Regions from separate parts of the Homo sapiens genome. Here regions 2 and 3 are each linked to region 1. Evidence: read pairs that join two places in POLR2A ChIA-PET (ENCODE). Cell type or tissue: MCF 10A. All regions are shown on one strand. Each heading gives the region's core, and the rest is flanking DNA. Links, peaks and the distances in the headings are about the cores only. Region 1 overlaps LINC01622 (long intergenic non-protein coding RNA 1622). Region 2 has its middle 44 kb from the start of FOXQ1. Region 3 overlaps LOC105374879 (a long non-coding RNA gene).

The links. ChIA-PET counts read pairs that join two places held together with the same protein. Peaks named below come from ENCODE experiments on the same cell type or tissue, not always from the same donor. Only the 100,000 strongest peaks of a DNase experiment are listed, where the experiment ranks them.
Region 2: POLR2A ChIA-PET joins it to region 1 with 12 read pairs; 2 of 35 experiments call an interaction of 5 or more read pairs at or near these places.
Region 3: POLR2A ChIA-PET joins it to region 1 with 11 read pairs; 2 of 35 experiments call an interaction of 5 or more read pairs at or near these places.

What each region holds. Positions count from the first base shown.
Region 1 is chr6:1,085,724-1,092,934 of GRCh38, reverse strand. All of the region lies in intron 1 of LINC01622 (long intergenic non-protein coding RNA 1622), which reads left to right. Among named protein-coding and RNA genes, the nearest start is that of LINC01622, 12 kb to the left of the region's middle. In MCF 10A, for the core only: no CTCF peak of the experiment used is centred there; no DNase peak of the experiment used is centred there.
Region 2 is chr6:1,264,126-1,271,336 of GRCh38, reverse strand. No RefSeq gene overlaps it. Among named protein-coding and RNA genes, the nearest start is that of FOXQ1, 44 kb to the left of the region's middle. In MCF 10A, for the core only: no CTCF peak of the experiment used is centred there; a DNase peak (open chromatin) is centred at 3,966.
Region 3 is chr6:1,283,891-1,291,101 of GRCh38, reverse strand. LOC105374879 (a long non-coding RNA gene) reads left to right here. Exons shown (of 2, transcript XR_001743918.2): 1 at 1-4,164; 2 at 4,551-6,166. Among named protein-coding and RNA genes, the nearest start is that of FOXQ1, 25 kb to the left of the region's middle. RefSeq lists an enhancer at 3,346-4,545. In MCF 10A, for the core only: no CTCF peak of the experiment used is centred there; a DNase peak (open chromatin) is centred at 3,691.

The DNA of each region.
Region 1 (7,211 bases), core at 1,245-6,244:
CCTGTAATCCCAGCTACTCCAGAGGCTGAGGCAGGAGAATCACTTGAACTCAGGAGGCGGAGGTTGCAGTGAGCCGAAATAGTGCTACTGCACTCCAGCCTGGTGGCAAGACTGTCTCAAAAAAAAAAAAAAAAAAAGGAGGAAATACTGTTTCTGGTTTTGTTGTGTTGGTCATGATGGTAGTCATCGTTAGTGGACAACATTAGTGGTTTCATATGTTATCTAGTGAATTATAAAAGCACGTGGCTAATAGTGTTCATTTTTCATTCATTACAAACAATTTCTGCATCTGAAATAGAATGAACCTGACTACAGGTTTTTATTGAATCTTGCAGGACTTGACTGTGTGGGTTATACAATACATGAACCTAGTCCTGCATGTGTGTGCATAGATGTGGGATCCATTTTAGATTGCAGAGGGTGTGCAAACTGCTTCTTAATTCTCAAAGGGGTTAGAAAGGCTCAAGTGCATTTAAAAAATATACAGGCATACCTTATTTTACTGCAGTTCGCTTTATTGTGCTTTGCAGATATTGCGGGTTTTTTCACACTATTGTGTTTTTAAACATAATGCTATTACACACTTAAAGGACTACAGTATAGCATAAACATAACTCTTATATGCACTGGGAAACACCAAAATTTGTGTGACTTGCTTTATTGCAATATTTGCTTTATTGTGATGGTCTAGAACTGAACCCACAATATCCCCAAGGTGTTCTTGTAATAGAATTATAGGCCTTTGCGTTGAAAAAGACATTCTGTGGCCATGCTGTATTAGGCAATAAACTCAAAGGGCAGTAAACTCCAGACATAAATAAGGAAGTGTCACGCCACTTATGTCAGCAGTTGTGCATAAAAGGGAATCTTCTACTCAAATCCAGCTCTGACTGGATTTACTGGAGGCTCTGAGCATCTGGTAGGCATTTGATCTTGACCCATGGGAGGGTTCTGTGGACTTCAGAGTTTCTCTCCAAAGTCTTATGCCCATACACATGCCCTGTCTCCTGTAAGCATTTGGTTCATACTGCGTTTAGTATGTATGTGTAAATGTGTATTAAGTATGTTTATTCATACAAAATATAAACGACTTCACATATTAGGCTCTATGTGTATCTTTTTCAGAGAGGTCTCCTGGCTTTGCTGGCTCTTTATAACCAAATAACCACAGAGGCAGCAAACACCTTGACCTGGCAGATGGTCCTATGCCATTACTGCATATCTGAGCTCACAAAGGCCCTGGGATCAGCTCTGGAACCAGCCTCTACCTTTCCCCAGACCAGGGAAAAGGGGAAAGGTTAGAAACTTACACATTGTAAAGATATACCTGGCCGGGCACAGTGGCTCATACCTGTAATCCCAGCACTTTGGGAGGCCGAGGCGGGCGGATCACAAGGTCAGGAGTTTGAGACCAGTCTGGCCAACATGGTGAAACACCATCTCTACTAAAAATACGAAAAATTAGCCGGGCGTGATGGCAGGTTCCTGTAATCCCAGCTACTCTGGAGGTTGTGGCAGGAGAATTGGTTGAACCCGGGAGGCGGAGGTTGAGGTGAGCCACAACCATGCCACTGCACTCCAACCTGGGCAACAGAGCGAGACTCCATCTCAAAAAAAAAAGATACACTAAGGAGTGGAAATTAAAAATGTTTTGTACAGATTTGAGCACTTACAGTCCAAGACAACCAGTTGCCTAAAATCTGGGTGTTGCAGATAGAAATACTCTAAAGGGTTAGGATGGTTTCTATGGGTAACTCCTGAGCCTATGTTTCTAAGGAGATGATCTGTTGATTGTTAATGAGTCCTGTGAGTGCTTTAAAAAAGAAAAATGGCATCGTATTTGAGAGATCTAGACTAAAACTAATTGTCACACACTTCAGGAAATATGACAGAAGAAAAGGCTTTTAATTTTTTTTATTTTCTCATTATTGAAAAGGTCACTGATCAGTTGAGTACAGATGAAAGGTTCTTAGAGTAGATCAATGACCTGTTGTTAGTGAAATTCTTGGGGTCTGAATCTTAGCTATTTAGAGTTTTACATTATCATCTCTAAATGTTTTGTCTATTATAATAATGAATAACCAGCTGGGCGCGGTGGCTCACGCCTGTAATCCCAGCACTTTGGGAGGCCGAGGTGGGCGGATCACGAGGTCAGGAGATCGAGACCATCCTGGCTAAAACGGTGAAACCCCGTCTCTACTAAAAATACAAAAAATTAGCCGGGCGTGGTGGCGGGCGCCTGTAGTCCCAGCTACTCGGGAGTCTGAGGCAGGAGAACGGCGTGAACCTGGGAGGCAGTGCTTGCAGTGAGCTGAGATCGAGCCACTGGACTCCAGCCTGGGTGACAGAGGGAGACTCCATCTCAAAAAAATAAAAATAAAAAAAATAATAATAATGAATAACTAACAGACTAGAGTTTGTAGAACTTTTGATATACATTATTTCATATGATAGAGTTTAAAGTCAAAAGTAACCAGAGAAGTCTTTTAACTTGTACCTAAAACAATTTTGATAACCTATTGTGTTTATGGCAATTTCCTTTATTAATGTCTTCACTCTTTCTTGGGAATCACTACTGCAAAATAGTTAAAAGAATATCTCTAGTTTCACTAAGTAAAAAACCAACAAACCAATTGAAAAATTGTCAAAGGGTAGAATAGCTTATTTATAAAATATAATAAACAAGCCCTAAATGTATGAGAAGGTGTTCAACCTCATCCATAATAAGATAAATGTGAATTCAATGAGAATATCTTTTATCACCTATAAAATGGGCAAAAATTCAAAGTGTGACAGCACATTCTGCAGATGAGGCCATAAGAATAAATAGATGTTTACACAATCTGCAGGAAAATGTGCTAATTGAAGGGAAATCCAGGAATGTTACGAAATCATAAAAGCTGAAAAATCAAGAATCTTTCAACCTGGAAGTACCACCTCTGGAAATTTACCCAACAGATACACTTACACATAGGAAAAGATGAACATCAAGATCATTCATGACTGTACTGTGTGAATAGACAAGAACTGAAAGTGTCCATCAATCCTGAACTGGTTAAATCATGACACAGTCATGTGACAGAATATGCAGCATAAAAGAATGAGAAGGATTTGTATCCTGCTATGGAAAGAGCTATGAGATATATAAATAACAGAGAAAAAAAGGTGTGTAGAGCATACTACATTTTGTGGAAGGAAGGTAGAAGAAACAAAAAGCATATATTTGCATGTGCTTGCATTTTCATTAAAATCTCCAAAGGTATATTCCAGAAACTACTAAAAGTTGTCAACTGCGTATTAGAGTTGGGGTCAGGAGTGGGCAAAGAGAAAACAGGCAGGACCAGAGTAGAAGCAAGACTCCTTACAGCATGCCTTCTAGAATTTTTTTTTAAACCAGGTGATGTGTTACCTATGTTGAAAAGAAACTAAAGTCATTCAAAAATAAAAATGTGGGCTCCAGAATGAGCTTTCCTGGGTTCAGATCGAGTCCCTGTCACTTAGCGGATGTGTGGCCTCTTAGGCATCTTATGCCTCTTGTCATTTATTTCCTAATCTTTGAAATGGGAATAATAATAGTGCCTAAATTACGAATTTGGAATTCAAAGAGGATAGCACTTGAAAAGTATTTACAAGGGTGCCTGGCACCTATTAAGCATGTAATATAGGTTTGCCATCATTATTTCTAAGCCAGTGATTCACTGGGAGAGGCGACACATTGGATTTGAGGAGAAGTGCATTCTAAGAAGATTAGCATTTAGAACACCAGTTATTAGGTTAGAAAAAAATTAGAAATGAGTTTTATTAAGCAGAATAAATCTTGATCTTGAGAATTAAACTTGAACTATGATTTTAAGAGGAGGTATGTAAATATATTTTTCATTCAGAATAAAACTACAGTGCTTAAGACAAAGTGAGCAGTTACTGGATGAAGCTTTGCTAGCTAAAAGGCCTGAGGCTTGCTTAAACAACAGTAATAATACTATCTTTTGTTTTCACATTACTCCGTATCATCTTTTATTGTATATCATCTTACATGTATACACTGTCTCATTTACTTTCCTTAAGATATTCCACCCAGCTGTGTGAGTTGGCATTTTAAGTGCTTATTGGCAAATATGACAGTAAAATGAGAACAAGTCAGGGAAAGAAGTTTCCAATCTCTGTTTGTACAACCTTAAGCCAATCTCTACCACCTCAACGGGCGGCGTCCCTGCAGATGGTACAGAAGTAGAGATGGCAATAAATCTAAAAGCTGAGTAAGCACTATATAAGGAACATTCATTTAGCAATTCAGGATCTGCTTATTTTAATTTGATCTTGTACTGTGCCAAACACTGATGAAACCACGATGAGTAGAATATGGTCTGTACCTTCAGTAGCTCAGAGAGGGACTGGTGTGTCCACAGGTTACCATGGTGAGAAGCTCAGAACTGCAGTGCAGATATGTGGGAGGTACAGGGGTGGAGGAGGGAGGGTAAGGGTTTCACAGGTCAGCAAGACACTTGTTTGGTTCAGGTGAAAGATTTCCACCTTGGCAGGAAAGGAGCAAAGACTTTGGAATGTAGCTTTGAATCACTTTTGGGGCTTTATTAATTTTTGTGAGACTCAACTTCTTCATCTGTTAGATGGGCTGATAATTCAACTTTCAGAGAAGTTATGCAAATTAGAAATAATGTATAGGTAAAGCAGCTAGAACCGAGCCTGGTATACAGCAGATACTCAATGGACGGTAGCAGTAATGATGACTAGCCACTGGAATATAGGGTCCTTAGGGATGGGGATTTTTTTTTTTTTTTTTGAGACGGAGTCTCCCTCTGTCTCCCAGGCTGGAGTGCAGTGGCACAATCTCAGCTCACGGCAACCTCCGCCTCCTGGGTTCAAGAGATTCTCCTGTCTCAGCCTCCTGAGTAACTGGGATTACAGGTGCCCACCACCACACACGGCTAATTTTTGGTATTTTTAGTAGAAACGGGGTTTTGCCATGTTAGCCAGGTTGGTCGTGAGCTCCCTATCTCAGGTGGTCCGCCTGCCTCGGCTTCCCAAAGTGCTGGGATTACAGGCATGAGCCACCGCGCTTGGCCGAGGATGGGAATTTATTTGCTGGTTTTATTCACTTTTATATGCCTCAATGTTTCTAGAACAATGGCATTTAGTAAACATATGTTAAAATAAAAGGATGATGGAAGGAGACAATAGCAGAGAAAACAGCACATGTAAAGGAAATGCCCGCTTAGTCTGGAGGTAGCAGGGAAGTCACATGGTTGGGCACACACCTGTGCGTGTGTGCGCATGGGCTGGCACTCGTCGGGAGAGAGGCAAGGGCGGGGCAGCGAGGAGGTGTCTCTAAAGAAATTTGAACAGCAGGTCCTGCCATCAAGTCGATCTGATATTTTAAGAGACATCATCCATAACATCACTTTTTATAATCCCCAAATACTTGCTTCTGGAAGGAGAGAAGATCTGACAGGAGGTATTGGGATTTGGTTCTGTGATCTAAAAGAGCCATAAATCTTAGGTTCTTTTTAACTAGTGCAGCCCAGGATATAAACACTGTAACTGTATTTGGATTTAAGTTCCGCCTCTTCCTGTGAAGCGAGGAGCTGCTTTGCAGGGGAGTATGAAATGCACACAGGCAATCTGCATGTTTGGCGTTTTCAAGGTTCAGAGTTACCTGATAAACCAAAATACTTCAGGCCTCAGCTTCCTCAAGCTGCTAAACTCTGCCTGCCACAGCAAGTGTGGACAAGGTGATTTGAAGCCCCCTTTAACCAGGTCCCAAATGACCTAGGACATTTGGATGTGGAGGGTTGATCCTGAGTCTAGCTTTGACTAAACTTAGAAGAGAGAGACTGAAGGTAAGAAAAGTTAAGTTGTTCCTGCTTTTACAAACGCTTCTCAGGAAAGCCCTCTGGTTCCAGAAATGCTGTGGATAAGTAATCTGAAACCTCTCCAAATCCAGATATCTCTAAGCGCTAGGAAAATGTTAGCAAACATCCTTTTAAAACAATAACAGTTAATATATAGTGAGCACTTGTTAGATACTATACTAACTACTTTATGTGCTTTATTTTGCTTAATTCTCCATGGGCCAACAAGCAGAACTATTCAAAAAATGATCCTGAGATCTCAGTCTACATGATCTAGGAAATGAGCTGGCTGGAACTGGAGTTTCCCCGCCTCCTCGAAGGAGGATGTGCACCTAAACTCAGTTTCCCACAGGACCAGCCGCAAACATTCCCCAAGAGGAGAGCTGCCCCTCTCCCCAGGACCCATGTTCCCTGGGTGCCAGGCAGCTGGCCTTCCTCAGATGCCTTCTCAGCTCTGCTGGCATCTAGACCCCGACGGCCTGGCAATCGAGTGGTCCCCCTGTCTCCTTACTGGAAAGTGGTGTTCGTGTTCATCCTTCGAGGAGATAGGACACTCAGGTCAGGACTGCAGCCCACTGCATGGCAAAGAGCTTTGTCTTTGCATTGGTTCAGTTTTCCATAGGATTATGAGAAGATGGAGACCCCTATGCCTTTGGGGCCTGACTCCTAGTTTCTAAATTTCCCCAGTAAATGCCATTCCTTAGTTTGCACTATGTGGTGTTGTAGAATCTATCCCAGTGCCCATTGAGCCCCATCCTTGCAGCAAATGTATAAGTTAGGAATTACTATGTTTAGTTAGAGATGAGGAAGTTGAAGACACAGACAAGTTAGCTAGTAAGTGGTAGGATTTGAAACCCAGTCATCTGATTCCTGAGCCTGTGATCTCAGAGAGGCTGGTAAACTCAATGGATCTGGCAATTTATAAAGGTCTGAATGAGTGCTCAACTCTTCAAGGAAGCACCCATGTGGAAGTTCACATCTAAGCACAGGTTCCAATCTCAGCTGCAGCACGTAGCCTAGATTTAGTCTTCAGTGGTGCCTTTTACTTTCTCCTAAGTCTCAGGCTCATGGCACCTTGGGGCCAGCTCCATGGAGAAAATAAGCTGAGAAAAGGAAGGAAGCAACATGGCTGGGTCTACAGAGAAGACGCAAGCTTCACTCTCACTCACTGCATGTCCAGGACAAAGCATGGGAGACGGAAGCAAACATCTTTTTAAATGTGGAGCTGAGCTTGCAAAAAAGTATGGGCTGCTTCCGGGATCAGAATAGAAAAAGGAGCCCATAGGCTGAGGCAGGCTGGGGGTGGGTGGGTGGCATCCCAGGGACGTAGAGCTTGGGCTTGCA
Region 2 (7,211 bases), core at 849-5,848, 180 kb before region 1:
CCAGTTAGCCAATAACAGGGGCAGTGAGTTTGGACGAACAACTTTGTGCCCAGGTGCAAGTTTTCTGAATGTGTCAGACAGAGCACATAGAAAAATGAGGCCAAGTTGACTGTCGTTAAAGTTTGTCTTAAATATTTGATAATGCCCAGCCTGAGGGAATGTTTTCCTTCCCATTATTTATATATTACTTGCTTAAGATGTATTCCTATTCATTTCATAATTTCAGAGGCATCTCACTGTTGGGAAATTCTCAAATTCCAAAGCCTGTGAGCAGAGAAGGCAGCAGTTGATGGTACCCACAAGAGATCTTCAGGGGCCCCATTTGCTTCTTGAAATGCCAGGTTTAATCTTATGCCTAGAGGTTGGGTCTGTGGCCAGGGGAAGGGTCAGCTCTGGGCATGCATGCTGAGGAGGGCCGGCCCCACAGGAGTGAAATGAACAATGCCATCCTTCCCCAAGGAATTCTGCCCTAGGACCCAAAGGCAACAGATGCAGTGGCGTGCTGGTAAATGGTCACCAAATGTCTCCCAGCACGTGGTTCCCGTGTGAATGTTGGTTGATATTTTGTTTATTAATGTTTGTTAATGGTCATTGTTTTCATCATTAATTTTATATAAATTTTTTAGTTAATTGGTACTCTTGGTTTTTCTTAAAATTCTGTAGGCAGAATTTTCACAGATCATTGTATTTGAAGAGACCTCCACGAAGAATCAGCAGTTTTTACTGCAAGGTAGATTATTTAATAATTTCAGAGAAGGGTCTCATTATAAGGGACACAAGGCTGCCTTCCTCTCACTGGGCATCTCCCTAAATGCCTGGTGGCCCTCAGGAAGTCAGTGCATGTTCAAGTGTTCTTCAGTTAGCAAGTGAGATGAAGGTGAAACAATGAAGACACGATATGAACAGCCTCTTTGCAGAATTCAACAGTGGCTTTCAAATTCTGGAGGAATATCTCCTTAGCTATTTTGTGCTATTCACAATGTGATGTCCCCAGACAAGATACATTTTAAAATTCAGTCTCCAATCTATTATTTTAATAGCTTAATCTATTAACACTTTATCACTATCTTATGTCTAGACAATTGACAAAACAACAAACCAGGCCCTGATTTGTAGCATGTGACATTTTTCATGGTGTAAATGTTCCCATGCATGCACGGGTGATCTCAAGTGACTGTCCACAACCAGTGCACAGATTCTTGAAAATGTAACAGTTGGCTCTCCTGAGCCCACAGGAGCTGGTTGCAGACTACCACCCATGCAGGTAGAAATTAAAACTTTTTGAGAGCTAGTGACAGACAGGATCTTAGTTTCCATGATTTGAAAGAATCATGGACATTTGGAACAGCAGAGGAATACTGTGGGGAGCTGAGGGGAGGAAAATAACTGCATACACGATGGTGTTTAGCAGGAAAACCACCCCACTCTGTAAGGGATAATCAAATACATAACAATAGAAAAGAGAAAAGTGCAGAACTGCATAGACCTCAGAAGTAGCAAGATGCAGAGGGAGTCAGCCTGTTTAGGCTCTTTTTTAAAAATAAAATACTTGCTAAAGCTCTTCTCGGGCCATAGGTCCCAAGGTTTCCAGTATTTTTGACAGATGCTAATCCTTCTAATGCCCTGGGAGGCGCTGGCATCATTTATATGTTGAAGATGAGAAAATTGAGAAGGGTCTTGTGATTTGTGCTGAGGTTAAGGAGTCAAAGTCAGAGATGAGAAAAGATTTTATTATTTTAGGCTATTTGAGTCACTCTTTGTTAATGGAAACAAAACAAAACCCCACTTAGTAATCAAAGCACCACAGGCTTAGCGAAAAACGTTTAATTTGTGGGAACTCCCATTGGATATGTTGGTGAGCTAGGTAGGAACGCATTAAACCTGGTCAGGAATGAGGGGAGGAGAGCCTGGACCATGCTGGCTTGAGCTCCCTACCCTCAGTGGGGCAAGGGGAATACCTCCCAGGGTTTCCTGTTTCTTCCCCGTCATGTTGAAGTTCATCTGCCAATTTTTGAAGCCCTTCATAATCCAGGCCCATCACACTTCTTGGTGGGCACCAATGCTCAAAAAGCCCTGATGACTCTCCCACAGATAGGCTGGGCTCATCCCCTCTTGGCGCATACTACCAGCTAGTAAGGAAGAGAGCTCTGTCCACAGCGCATGCTAAGGGTGCCTGTGCAGTGTCCCATTTCATTCTCATACAAACAAATTGAGGTTGTTACTATCATTGTCCCACTTTATAGAGGAAATGGAGGCAGGGAGCCTCCACCCAGCTTACCTAAGCTCATGTAGTTAGTAAAACCTTTTACTAATAAGTAAACAAGCTTTTTACTAGCAAGCCTTTTAACACAGGACTAAATGTTCAAAATTAGGCTCACAATGCTGCATTCCATGTCCTGCAGTTCATGGAGTTCCTTTCCCCATTACTTTCCCTCTCAATCCAAGCCTGTCCCTCTTTTGGGCTCCCAAATGCTCAAGATCCTCATCAGTGTTCCATACAGCTACCTTCAGGAAAAGAGCTCCCATCCCATCTCTTCTGGGTTACTTGAGAAATTTGTCTATAGTGTGCAACTGTCATCCAAATGTGTCCTCTCTTGCCTGATATAGTATCCTATGCAGTGCTTCTCCAACAAAGCTATAAGCTCTTTAGGGAAAACAAGCATGTCTTCATTTCCCATAGCAGGGCTGTAGATAGACACTCAACACATACTCGGTGATGGATCGATTCAGGTCCAAGTCCAGCACCGTTTATTTACTTAGCATCTATAGCACCAGGCGTCAGACTGCGGATACAGAGATGAAAGACATTCCCTCTATCAAAGAACTTCAAATTCCAGTGGAGCAAGCCGATTAGCCAACAGTTACAATGCAATGTGATTAGCATGACCAAGGAAGGCCCAGATGAGGAGAGTCCTCTGGGAAGGGCTCGGTGAGAAGCTCACTTTTAAACCAGCCCAGCCTTTTGTTCTTTTTTTTCCAGAGACATGGTCTTGCTCTGTTGTCCAGGCTGAAGTGCAGTGGCATTATCATAGCTCACTGCAGCCTTGAACTCCTGGGCTCAAGTGATCCTCTTGCCTCAGCTTCCCAAGTAGCTGGGACAATAGGTGTGCACCACCACACCCAGCTAATTTTTAATTTTTTTTTTTTTTTTTTTGTAGAGACAGGGTTTCACTATGTTGCCCAGGCTAGTCTCGAACTTCTGGGCTCAAGCGATCCTCCCACCTTGGCCTCCCAAAGCTCTGGGGTTATAGGCATGAGCCACCGTGCCCGGCCCAGCTAAGCCTTGAAGGATGAGAGGAAACCAGAGTTCATCAGGAGGAGGCTGGGGAAAGCTAGGGCCCGGCACACAGTGCACGTTCTGAAGCTCAATGCATCTCCTGGGGTATTTCACCACATCTTCCTCGATGTGGCTTTCAACTACATTTAAGACCGAATTCTGCTTTCTTTCTATTATATTCATGAAAGTGTGGGGCCTGTTACTCAAGGGCCAGCAGTGATGTGAGGAATGCCAGGGCCGAGCTCACAGAGGAAGCGAGGCGGCAGAGCTCCATGCTCCACCTCCAGGGTCTCAGTGCCTTTTTTCCTGTGCAAAGTCGATATCCACTGAGAGACTTCAGCGTTTGCCCCTAAGGCTCAGATAGGCCACAGTGATTTTTTTTTCCCTATGAAATTTAAAAACAATCAATGTCCAGGGTGGACTTGGGGAAATCCTGTTTCATATTTTATCCTGAATGACTTCAAAACAAACCTGCTTTTATCTCTAAAACATTCCTTTCAGTTAAACACCTTGTGGGGCGCTTTATTGCTCAGTCTATTCACAATGGCAGTTTTTATAGAGACCCTTATTTTCAAAGAAATGCACACTGCCTGTTTACCTAATGGGCCAGACAATGACTAAGGGGCAAATTACATAAAGATCATTACGCGGACTTAGCATGTGCTCTCGTCCTGTGACTCACAGGGCAACTTGTTTGTGTTGCATTTATGGGCAGAGGTGCTTTAAAAAACATTTGATAGAGCAAGAATTGTGAAAGAATGCCAGTCATCGAAAACTTCTGCCCAAAGAGGGATGCTTTGACGGCTAGAGACAATGCTGTTGAAATCAAAAGTGTGCTGGGGTGCCACAGAGCTTTCCACAGCCCGACTGCCTCAACATGGTCCTTGATCCTCTGGGAGAGCAAATTCCAGGCTTAAACAGAAACCACCACTTTAGAAGTAGCCCAACTTCTCTCAAAGCACCAGCATTTATAATGCTTATCCTTGGCTGGGAGACCAGGATGGGGAAGAAACACCTTTTGTGATGCTGAGGAAGTAGTGAATAAAAGTGTTCCTGACTTCCATGGGGGATTTTTTAAAAATAGCTGGTGCTATTTTTTTTTTTCCTTTGAGACAGGGTCTTCTTGCTTTGTTGCCCAGGTTGGAGTGCAGTGGCTCACTGTAGCCTCAACTTCCTGGGCTTAGATGATCCTCCTATCTCAGCCTCCCGAGTAGCTTGTACTACAGGCAGATGCCACCATGCCCAGCTGATTTTCTGTAGAGACAGGGCCTCGCCATGTTGCCCAGGCTGGTCTCTAACCTCTGGGCTTAAGCAATCCTTCTGCCTTGACCTCCCAAAGTGCGGGGATTACAAGTGTGAGCCATTGTGCTGGCCCTACTGATGCTATTCTTTTTAATTATGGTAATATATATATAATATAAAATTAACCATTTAATCATTTTAGGCACACAGTCCAGTGGTGTTAAGCACATTCACACTGTGGGAAACCGTCACCACCATCCGTCTCTGGGCTTTTTAGTCTTGTGAATGGAAACTCTACCCATTGAACAATAACTCCTCCTCTCGTGACCCTGGCAGCCTCCACTGTACTTTCTGTCTCTATGGATTTGCCTACTTTAGTGCTTCCTATAAGAGGAATCACACAGCGCTCATCCTTTTGTGACTGGCTTATTTCACTGAGCACTATGTCTTCAAGGTTTATCCAGTGGTAACCCATGTCAGCGTTTCCTTCCTTTTAAAGGCTGAATCATATTCTGTTGTGTGGATGGACCACAGTTTGTTTGTATCTGTTAATGAACACTTGGGTTGCCCAGGGGGTAGATTTCTATTCCGTATCTTAACAGTTGAATGAGCGTGTAGGGCCATGAGTGTCAGGTGTGCTTGGCAATTTGCAACCCCGCCACCAGCTTTTTGCTGCCGAGCCTCCATGGTGTTTGAGTAGCACGTCCTTTAGGAATCACACCTGCAGCTTATGTCGAGTCCATCCCACTCCTGGATGGATCTCTCCTACCTGCAAGACGATTGGCATCACAGGTGTTTGCTGGTGGTGCTCGTTCCAGTGTAAGGTCAGTGGCCTACAAGGAAAGGAAGCTCTTTCCACCTTGGCCTCGAGTGTTGCTCTGTTCTTTCAGCTGTGCTCAACAGCTAGGAAGAGTCCAGGCTGGGACCACTGGGACCCGTACCCTTGCTCCTTCTTCCCCTTCATTCCATGGAGTGCTTTCCCTCTGCAAAGATCACATTTACAAGACTTCTGTGCAAATGAAATGACTTGATTTGGAATTTCTTTGTGATTAGGAAGATATTTCAATGTTGTTTTAACTCTTGACCTCAGGCTAACATGTAGGAGCCAGGATTCAGTTAATCCATTAATGCCTATAAGAGAAAGTTCTAATTTACTTTTGAAATACATTGCAAATGTGCCTTGTACTAACCTTCCTAATTATTATTTTTTCCTTATAGACTAAGAGTGAAATTAGCATTTGCATTTTCTAAATGAATTGGTGGACAGAGAAAGGAAGTCAGTGACATCCTTGGGTATGAGAAAAGTCAGCCCAGAGTTGGGGGGGCTTATAAAATTGGGAATGGCTGGAATGGAAAACCCGTTGGGTTCCACCTAGCGCCCTCCCCCTCCCCACAGACTTCCCCTACCCAGAGAGTGGCTGGAACACACCAGACCCTCCACAACAGCATTTTTAAGGCAGCTTTCAGGTATTCAGAGAAAGACAGACTCTGCGATGCAAGTTTTGGAAATTTGGTTCCACAAAGTTAGTTTTTCTTTTTTCTTTCCTGGAGCAGAACGCCTCATAATTGCTCATTCAGCAATTTTCACTGGGTGTGGACTGTGTGCAGGCTTTGTATAAGAAACACCAGTATGTTCCTGCCTTCCTGGAGACTGAAGTCTGGTGCAGCTCATAAGATGCTAATTTCAAAGGGGGTGATAAAGTAGGCAGGGTCCCCAAAATGCTTAACAATGAAAGGAGACTCTCTTGGGAAAACATTTCCTTTCACACGTGACTCGTGGGGTGCACTTTGTATTTGTGTTTTGTTTTAGAGACAGGATCTCTGTCACCCAGGCTAGAGTGCAGTATCACGATCATGGCTTACCTCAGCCTTGAACTCCTGGGCTCAAGTGATCCTCCCACCTCAGCCTCCAGAGTAGCTGGGACTACAGGTACATGCCACCACACCAAGCTAACTTTAAAAAATGTTTTTGGTAGAGATAAGGTCTCATTATGTTGCCTGGGCTGGTCTCAAACTCCTGGGCTCAAGCTATCCCATCACCTCAGCCTTCCAAAGTGCTGGGATTACAGGTGTGAGACACTGCGCCTGCCGGTGCCCTTCGGATGGCACTGTGGTGCAGTGAGGACGTTAAGTAGAAACTCGGTGCCATTATGGTAATAACTAGCACATGTCAAGCAGGCTGCATGTGCCATTTCTCACCATCATCCTGATGGTTGGAAATACTTTCATTTTACAGCTAAGGGGACTAGAATTCAGAGCACTTAGGTAACTAGTCCTAGGCCATCTGTTTTGTTTGGTAACAAGGAAAGCCATGATTGGCATCCAAGTCTATTTGGGTCCAACACCATTGTTCTTCCATTTTCTTTCCCTAATTCTCTCCCTGAAAAGTTTACGTCTTGGGTTAAAGAAACCTCAATTCTAGTCCTGACCTGTCTGCTAATTAGCCCAGCAATCTTGACCCCTTCAAATTCTCAGAGTTTGAATCCTTAACTCTAAACACAAAGAGTTAAAAGGTCTGTGCTTACAGTATGTTGTTAGGACAGATTAAGTAAGGTGTGCTCTGCCACTTTGAAACATACACAATATGTACAGTGCTATCTGCATTCCAAGCGTCAAATATTATTTGCTGAAGCAGTTCAAAGGGTTGGCCGTGTTCGATTCAGCTGGATCCAACATGTGGACGGTATGTGTA
Region 3 (7,211 bases), core at 1,120-6,119, 200 kb before region 1:
CCTTCATACCTCATGCCCTTGAATAATGCAGCGTAAGTGTGTTTATTGTGCCAGCTCTTCTTGTAGTTTTATTCTAATCCCTCGTCTCAGGCAACATTTGTTTTGGCTGCAGTTCGATACTTCCTCCTTCAGAGCTATGCTTGGTTTTACCTCTAATTCTGTGGCCCTCAGGGGCTGGTTGTACTGATAAACTTTTACAAGTAAAAGGAGCTGTGGAGATGACCTCCAGCTGGGGCTGAAGGCCTATACAGCAGCACCTTCTTGCTGAAGCTAAGTGATCCTCTTGGGGAGGAGGGTTGGGGGTCCAGGGCCCCTGAAGTCAGGATTCCCCAGTGAGTTGGTCAATGTGGACTTAGATCTTGTTGAAATATCCAGAAGTATTTCTAAGTAGAATATTTTTGATCACAGAAACAAGGTAAATATTTTTGTCTTCCTTCAGTGGAGGACTTTGGAGCTCTCAGGTGGCTGCTCTCCATCCCAGGCCTGGCTGTAGGAGGCTACCTGGGTGGGGTGCAGGCCCATGCCTGGGGTCCTGGCTCCAGAGGCACCACATGCCACTCAGTGAGGATAAGAATCCATTCTGCAGCTTCTTTCAGCCCCACATCAATAAATGGAGACAGTGGGAAGGGAGCTGTGCTACTTTGAAGGATTTGGGGGCAGACTAAGAAGAAAACACATGTGAAAGTGCTTTGTAAGGATGAGTGCATGGCGGGGCGACGAGGGGCGTTGGAGGCACATGCAGCTGGGTAGGAGTTGCACTTTGGTCATTGGCCAGTTATGTGGCTTTGGGAACTGTTCAGACTTCTGGATCTTGGCTTCCTTTTTTGTTAAGTAGGTGATGATAGGGATCTCATTGGGCTGCTGTGAGGATGAGGTGTGTTTACAGTGCTTGGCAAAGAGTGGGGCTCCATGCACATAACTCCATTTCCTCTACATCTACATTGCTCTGCAAACGAAGGGTGCTATGACAATAAACCCACCCCAAGGCCAAAGGAGGGGCGTGCTGGGGGTGGAGAGGGATGGCTGGGAACTAACTAGCCGGCATCAGCAAAGGAGGGATTGTTTTGGTCTTTGTAGGAAATTAGGAGGATTGCCTTTCTCATCTATTACTTCCAATGAGTTCTGATGTTCTGGGGAATCTTCTCTGAATGAATCCTGGTATTGCTTCATTTATACTATAACTCTGTAGTATAACTATATCCTGTGTAATCCAAGCCAAAGATAGAGGGTTTGGGGACGACAGATATTTCAACAATAGTCACTGAGGCAAGGAATTGTGGATTCTAGGATGAGGCAGCAGGTGAAGGGCTTTGGTGCCCACACAGAGGAGAAGAGGGCAACTGGAGCGAGGAAATGTCTTGCTGTCCTGCCGTTTAGCTCTGGAAGTGTCTCTTGGGACAATCTTGGAGAAACGTCAACTGAAGTGCTAGTTTAGTAGCAGGGTAGCTGAGTCCTAGCAGTGTTTCGCATTTCTCCAGTGAAAGCCCTAGAGGACTTGGATGTCCCCATCTCTAAAGACACCGGTGGCGGCAGAGGCCCAGCTTCTAAACACTCAGGGTCACACAGGCATTGGTGCTTGGTAAACGTTTTCTTATATAATTTCAAAGCCATCTGTGACATGGCTGTATCATCCCCATTCTACTAGTGAGAAAACCAATGCCAGGGGATGGAAAAACAACTTCCTTATGGTCACACTGCCAGTCAGTGCCTGGTGGGACCCAAGCTGGGCCCCAATCCCCCATGTCCCCCTTGGCACCTGTCCTGCTTTAGGGAAGATGGTCTGTGGTCAAAGCTTAATCTTTGCTTTGATAAAGGATTAATTCAAATTTTGGAATGAAAAGAAGAGATTTTGAAGCCCTAAAACTGTACTGTGTGACAAAACTCCTGTTCTTGGGATATGGTGGCAGAAGTAAGGGAAAGTGTCAGAAAAAGTCCCGCAAGGTGAGAAAAACTGAAAAAGAGACCCCTTTCCTATAGAGGCTCACGAAGGGGAAATTGCAACTGTGCGACCCTGTCTGCTAGCTTTCTCTGTCACTTCATCCCCCATTCCTGTTGCTGTGTGCACTTTTATCCAACCCTCTTAATGTCCATGGCTGCGCTACCAGCAAAATCTAACCCCATCTGCTTGGCTAAGCTTCTTGCGCTCACCTATACCTGAGGAGTACGACATCAGGCTTCAGGGCTTATTGAAGTCATTACTCACATCATTGCACTAATCACAAACAGAAGTGAAAGTTGTAAATTGTATATAATTACATTTCATAGAGAAAAAAGTAGATTTAAAAATGGCAATTAATATTCTTAATAGCCAAAAGTTATTGCTAATTAATAAGAAAAACATAAGCACTCCAATTGAAAAAAAATGAGCAAAGGTCATAAAGACATAAAACTCGCCTGTGGAAACATACGTAGAGGAAACACAGAATTAGTGAGTGTGTGTATGGAAATAAATGGAAGGATAATGCTTGCTACCCAGTGTGGGCTTTGGGGGTAGATCTACCTGGACTGAGTTCTGGATTCACTATTTACTAGCTCCATGACCTTCAGCAAAGTAACCTCTCTAAGCCTTTGTTTTTATCTGTAAAATAGGGATACTTATTTTCCCTGCCTTGAGGGGTTATTGTGAGGATAAAAGAAAATAATTCTGTAAAGGGCTTAGTAAAGTGCCTGGTGCAGAGAAATTTTTCAGTGCAGATTAGCAATTGTCACTGCTAGTAGTATATTTGCATTGATAACAATTAGTAATTTAACATCTCACTGAAATCAAAGAAATGCAATTAAAACAACAAATACATATTATTTGTTACTTATCAGATTGGAAAACAGGTGAAAAGATTGACAGTAACCACTGTTGGTTAGATGTGGAGAGATGGGTTCTCTTGTGCAATTCTGGGATGGTAGGACCTGATGCCCCATTTCTGCAGGGCAATTTGGCAATATACATTAACGTTGAACATTCTGATAGTTTTTGACCCAGTCATTCTTCTCTCAGAAACTTATTCCTGGGAGATAACTGAACAAATGCACAATAATGAATATATAAGAATGTTTATCCTGGCATTTTTTTTTATAGAAACAAAAATTCAGAAGCAACTTAAACATCCTTCAGTGAGATTGACTAATAAGTCCTGCTTCATTTTTATGACAGAATGCTACTACTAATAGCAGTGTTCTAGATTTTCATCCACCATCATGGATAAAGCTCTCCGTCATGTGGATGGGTAAGAAAACATGGAGTGGAAAATGACATCTATACTGTGCCCATGTATGTGTATCAATCTTTTAGTTTAGTAAAAGACACAAGTTTGGGAAAATGTGCTTTAAATTGCTTACATTGTCCTCTTCTTGGGATCTAATTTCGTTATTTGATTTTTATGAGTGTCTGTTATCTTTTTACTCAGAAAAAAAAGGAAAAGGAAAGTTTTTTTTTTTTTGTCCTTTAGCAGCAAAACCTTACACAAAGATCTACACGTTGATTTCGCTCCTATGAACTGACTTGGAGTTATGTTCCAAGAACGCATCACCACAGCTTGCTTCCTTTTCTTTCTTCCTTGTTTGTTACTCAGAAGTGTTTCTTCATTCTTTAGTCTATGATTCATGCAAGAAGACAGAACCAATGTTTTGCAAGACCTTCCCATGAAGTAGAAAGAACAGTAGTGTTCACTCCATAAGAGGCGTGCGCTACCACTTGCCTTGCCTCATGGGCAATGAGGAAGTTGCATGGGTTTCCTACGGCTCTGCAGGGGTGGAGTGAGCCAGAAAGAACTGGTCAGCCCTAGACATTCAGGTGCTATCAAATACCAGCCCTAGGGTCAAGAACACTTAAAAACAAAACAAACTTGAAACTTCCTTTGCTTGTGTTGCTTAGAATCACTGCGGTAGGAGGATTCCTGAGGCATTACCTGGATAGTCTCATCTGGCTGGACATGCAGGAGAACTGGGAGACTGCCGAGACTGCCACGTGGGGTGACTTGAGGGATCTTTGACACTCTCTGTCTTAATCTGTTTTGTGTTGCTATAACAGAATACACAGACTAAGTAATTTATAAAGAAAGGAAATTTACTTCTCACAGTTTTGGAGGCTGAGAAGTCCAAGACTGAGGGGCTGGCATCTGACGAGGGCCTTCTTGCTGCTTCATTCCACGGCAAAATGGCAAAGAGAAGGTGAGAGAGAGCAAGAGGGTGAACTCGCAGGGTCTGGCTTTTTTATAATGGCATGGATCCATTCATGAGGGTGGAGCTGTCGTGATGCAACTCCTCCCATTAGGCCCGACCTCCCACCACCATTGCATTGTGGGTTAAGTTTCCAACTCATGATTTCTGGGGGACACATTCAAACCATAGCACCCTGTGCAACCTACCCTGAACAACGCTATTATCCATCTCTTCTTTTCCTGGTTTGAACTTCCCACTATAAATAAAAATTCCAAAATGCCTTACATAAGCCTTGTCCTATGATGTGCACCACATTTAGCAAACACTGTTCCGTTTGAGCCGCACAACAACCCTTCAAGGCAGGCGAAGTGAGACTGATTATCCTCATTTTACAGATGAGAAGAAAGGCTCAAAGGGACGGTGGGACTTGACTGAGGACCCAGCACCTCCTGGACCTGAATCAAGGCCCTCTGTCCCGCTGCTTTTGTTGTTGTTTACCCTGCAACTTCACAGCCCTTCAGAAGGCCCTGGACATCATGTGCAAGCTCCGTGGATGGCCTGAGATTCATCCTTCCAAGTTGTTTTCTGACTGAGAGGCAACATTTTAAATTGTGATCCCCCCTTACCCCACCACACACACTGAAACAAAAGTTTCAAGAAGTCATTACCACACAATGACTCAGATATGTTCTAGTCTAGTCTGTCTATTCCATTCCATTCCAGTCTCTTTCCAAACGAAAATAAAAGGAAGGAAATGCTGCATGCGACTTGGTAAGTTAATTTCAGGACACCTTGGGACTGCTTCCTGCTGCATGAGGCATCAGCACACAGCAGGGGATATTTTGCATTCCTGTGTGCACCGTGGGTTAGACAGGCTGCTTGGCCCTAAGTGGAGAATGGAACTCCAGTAGAAAGGCTGAGATGCACTGCAAGTAACCACTGCAGAAAGGAGAGGATGCCCACAGGCAGGCTGAAGTGGACCCGTGTGGAAGGAACACTTCAAGACCACTGGCCAAGAGACTTCCTTCATTTTTATCCCTTCCTGTTTTTCGCCTGTGCTGAGGATTCACCACCAGTGTGGGGAGCCTCTGACTGTAAAAGGAAAGCTGACTCTGGCTCCTTCGTGTTTTCTGTTAAGTTGGGGCCTAAGTTTTTCTGCCAGCCTTTGCGGAGGAAATGCAGCTTCCCTGGCACACTGCCCGGTCAAGGGACGTTGAATCCATTGCAATCAGCAGTTGAAGATCCACACTACAGGCCATGTTCTTAAAATAAGTGGCTCCAGGACTTCCAAGAGGCAGAAGGGGCTTCAGCTGGCCATGGGCAGGATCCAAGTGGAGCTTCATCCCTGCAGAGCAATGCCTGGCTCTCAGCGGAGGCAGTCTGGAGCAGGGCTTCTACCCTTTTCAGCTCATAGATTACTTTGGAATCTGATGAACACTGGGAGCCTTCTCCTTAGAAGAACATACATATGCACGAGAATGAGACAATTACATAACATTCCTTGGGTTTCACAGATGCTGAAGCCAATGACTTGCTTGAAGCCTGGAAGAGGGTGTTGACCTGGAGAATCCTAAAGGCCAAAATTTAGAGAAAATGGTGCCAGTAAATGAATTCACAAGGAGAAATGCTTCCTTGCCAACTCACTTCTCCAGATTATTGAGTGCATCTATCTGTTTGCTTTTGGCTTCACGCAATTGGCCCTCTTCAGTTCCGTACTCTTTCCTAAATACCTTGCAAGTTTTCCTCTTCTCTCATGCCATTTATAATATGCTGACGCCTGATTAGAGGAAGGAAGGACTCAGCTGCACTTGCACTGGGGGAAGGGCCACTTACAGGAAGCCTACCTGGGGCTGAGCTGGGTCTCACTGCCTCCTAGACCTAAGGGCCCCAGCTTTTCCCTCATCTCTTGTTGCAGCCACCACTTGTTCTAGATCTGCATCCATATCTGTAAAATGGGGGTGATAATACCTTCCCATAAAGTCACTGTGAGGATTAAATGTCCGGCACAATATTTGATGCATAGTGGTGCTGAATAATATTTATTGTCATTACTATCATTATTATTGGCTGCTACCTTCATTTTGAAATTCTATCCATGAGCTACATTAATTAACCTGCATTCAGTGTCAGGATGTATTTCTTAATTTAGATTTTTAAATTTTTAGAGCATGTGGCTAACCATGAATGTTGCATTTTCTCAGTACCTATTTATTCATATGAAACTATAGGTCTGGGCTCAGAGTTCATCAATATTTATAGAGAAGGCTCTACCTGTTGAGCACTGTGCTAGGCATCCCCAGAGATGCTGGCCTACTTCATGCCTTAGGCAGCCCCACACGTGAGCATTACTAACCCATTGCTGCTATGAGAGCATTCAGAAAGAAAGCAGTTTAAGTTGCTTGACTAAACTGGTAGAGTTGAAATTAAACTCTGTCTCTTCATGTTACTGGACTGCTTGGATATCTACTTTCAGAAAGACTACAGCTTGATATAAACATTGTAGTTTTGCTCATGGAAAACTTACAGTAAATCTGGGCTGTTTCAACACAACTGTCAAACTGTTCACCTACAGCTGTATTTTCTCTTGCAATGGGTGAATAAGGTACAATGATGGTTGTACAGACCATTACTATTATTACCTGTTAATTTACATTTAAACAGATTTATAATTTCTGGCCCTGATTTCCAGTCCAGTATACAGCAAAAATCCATATTTTAAACTAAAAATAATGTGCTTTTCATAAAATCATAAAGAAACCCACCTGGCTATTGTCTGGGGACTTGCGAGAAGGATCCTTTGTAGTTTTCTTCCATGTCTTCTAAGGAATAGTTTGGAACACATAGTAAATAGTCAATTAATACCAAAGGGCATTTGCAAAACTATCAACTCCCAGTTTATATAAAGGACCAGCCACCAGAATTATACATGAATTAAAAAGTTAGCACACCATAGTCAGAGAAGGACAACTTGGGAATAGTTGTGTAACAGCCGTGAGGGTAAGCGAAGGGTCTGTCTACCTGTGCCTTCCCAGAATACTGCCTCTCTTCTGGTCTGC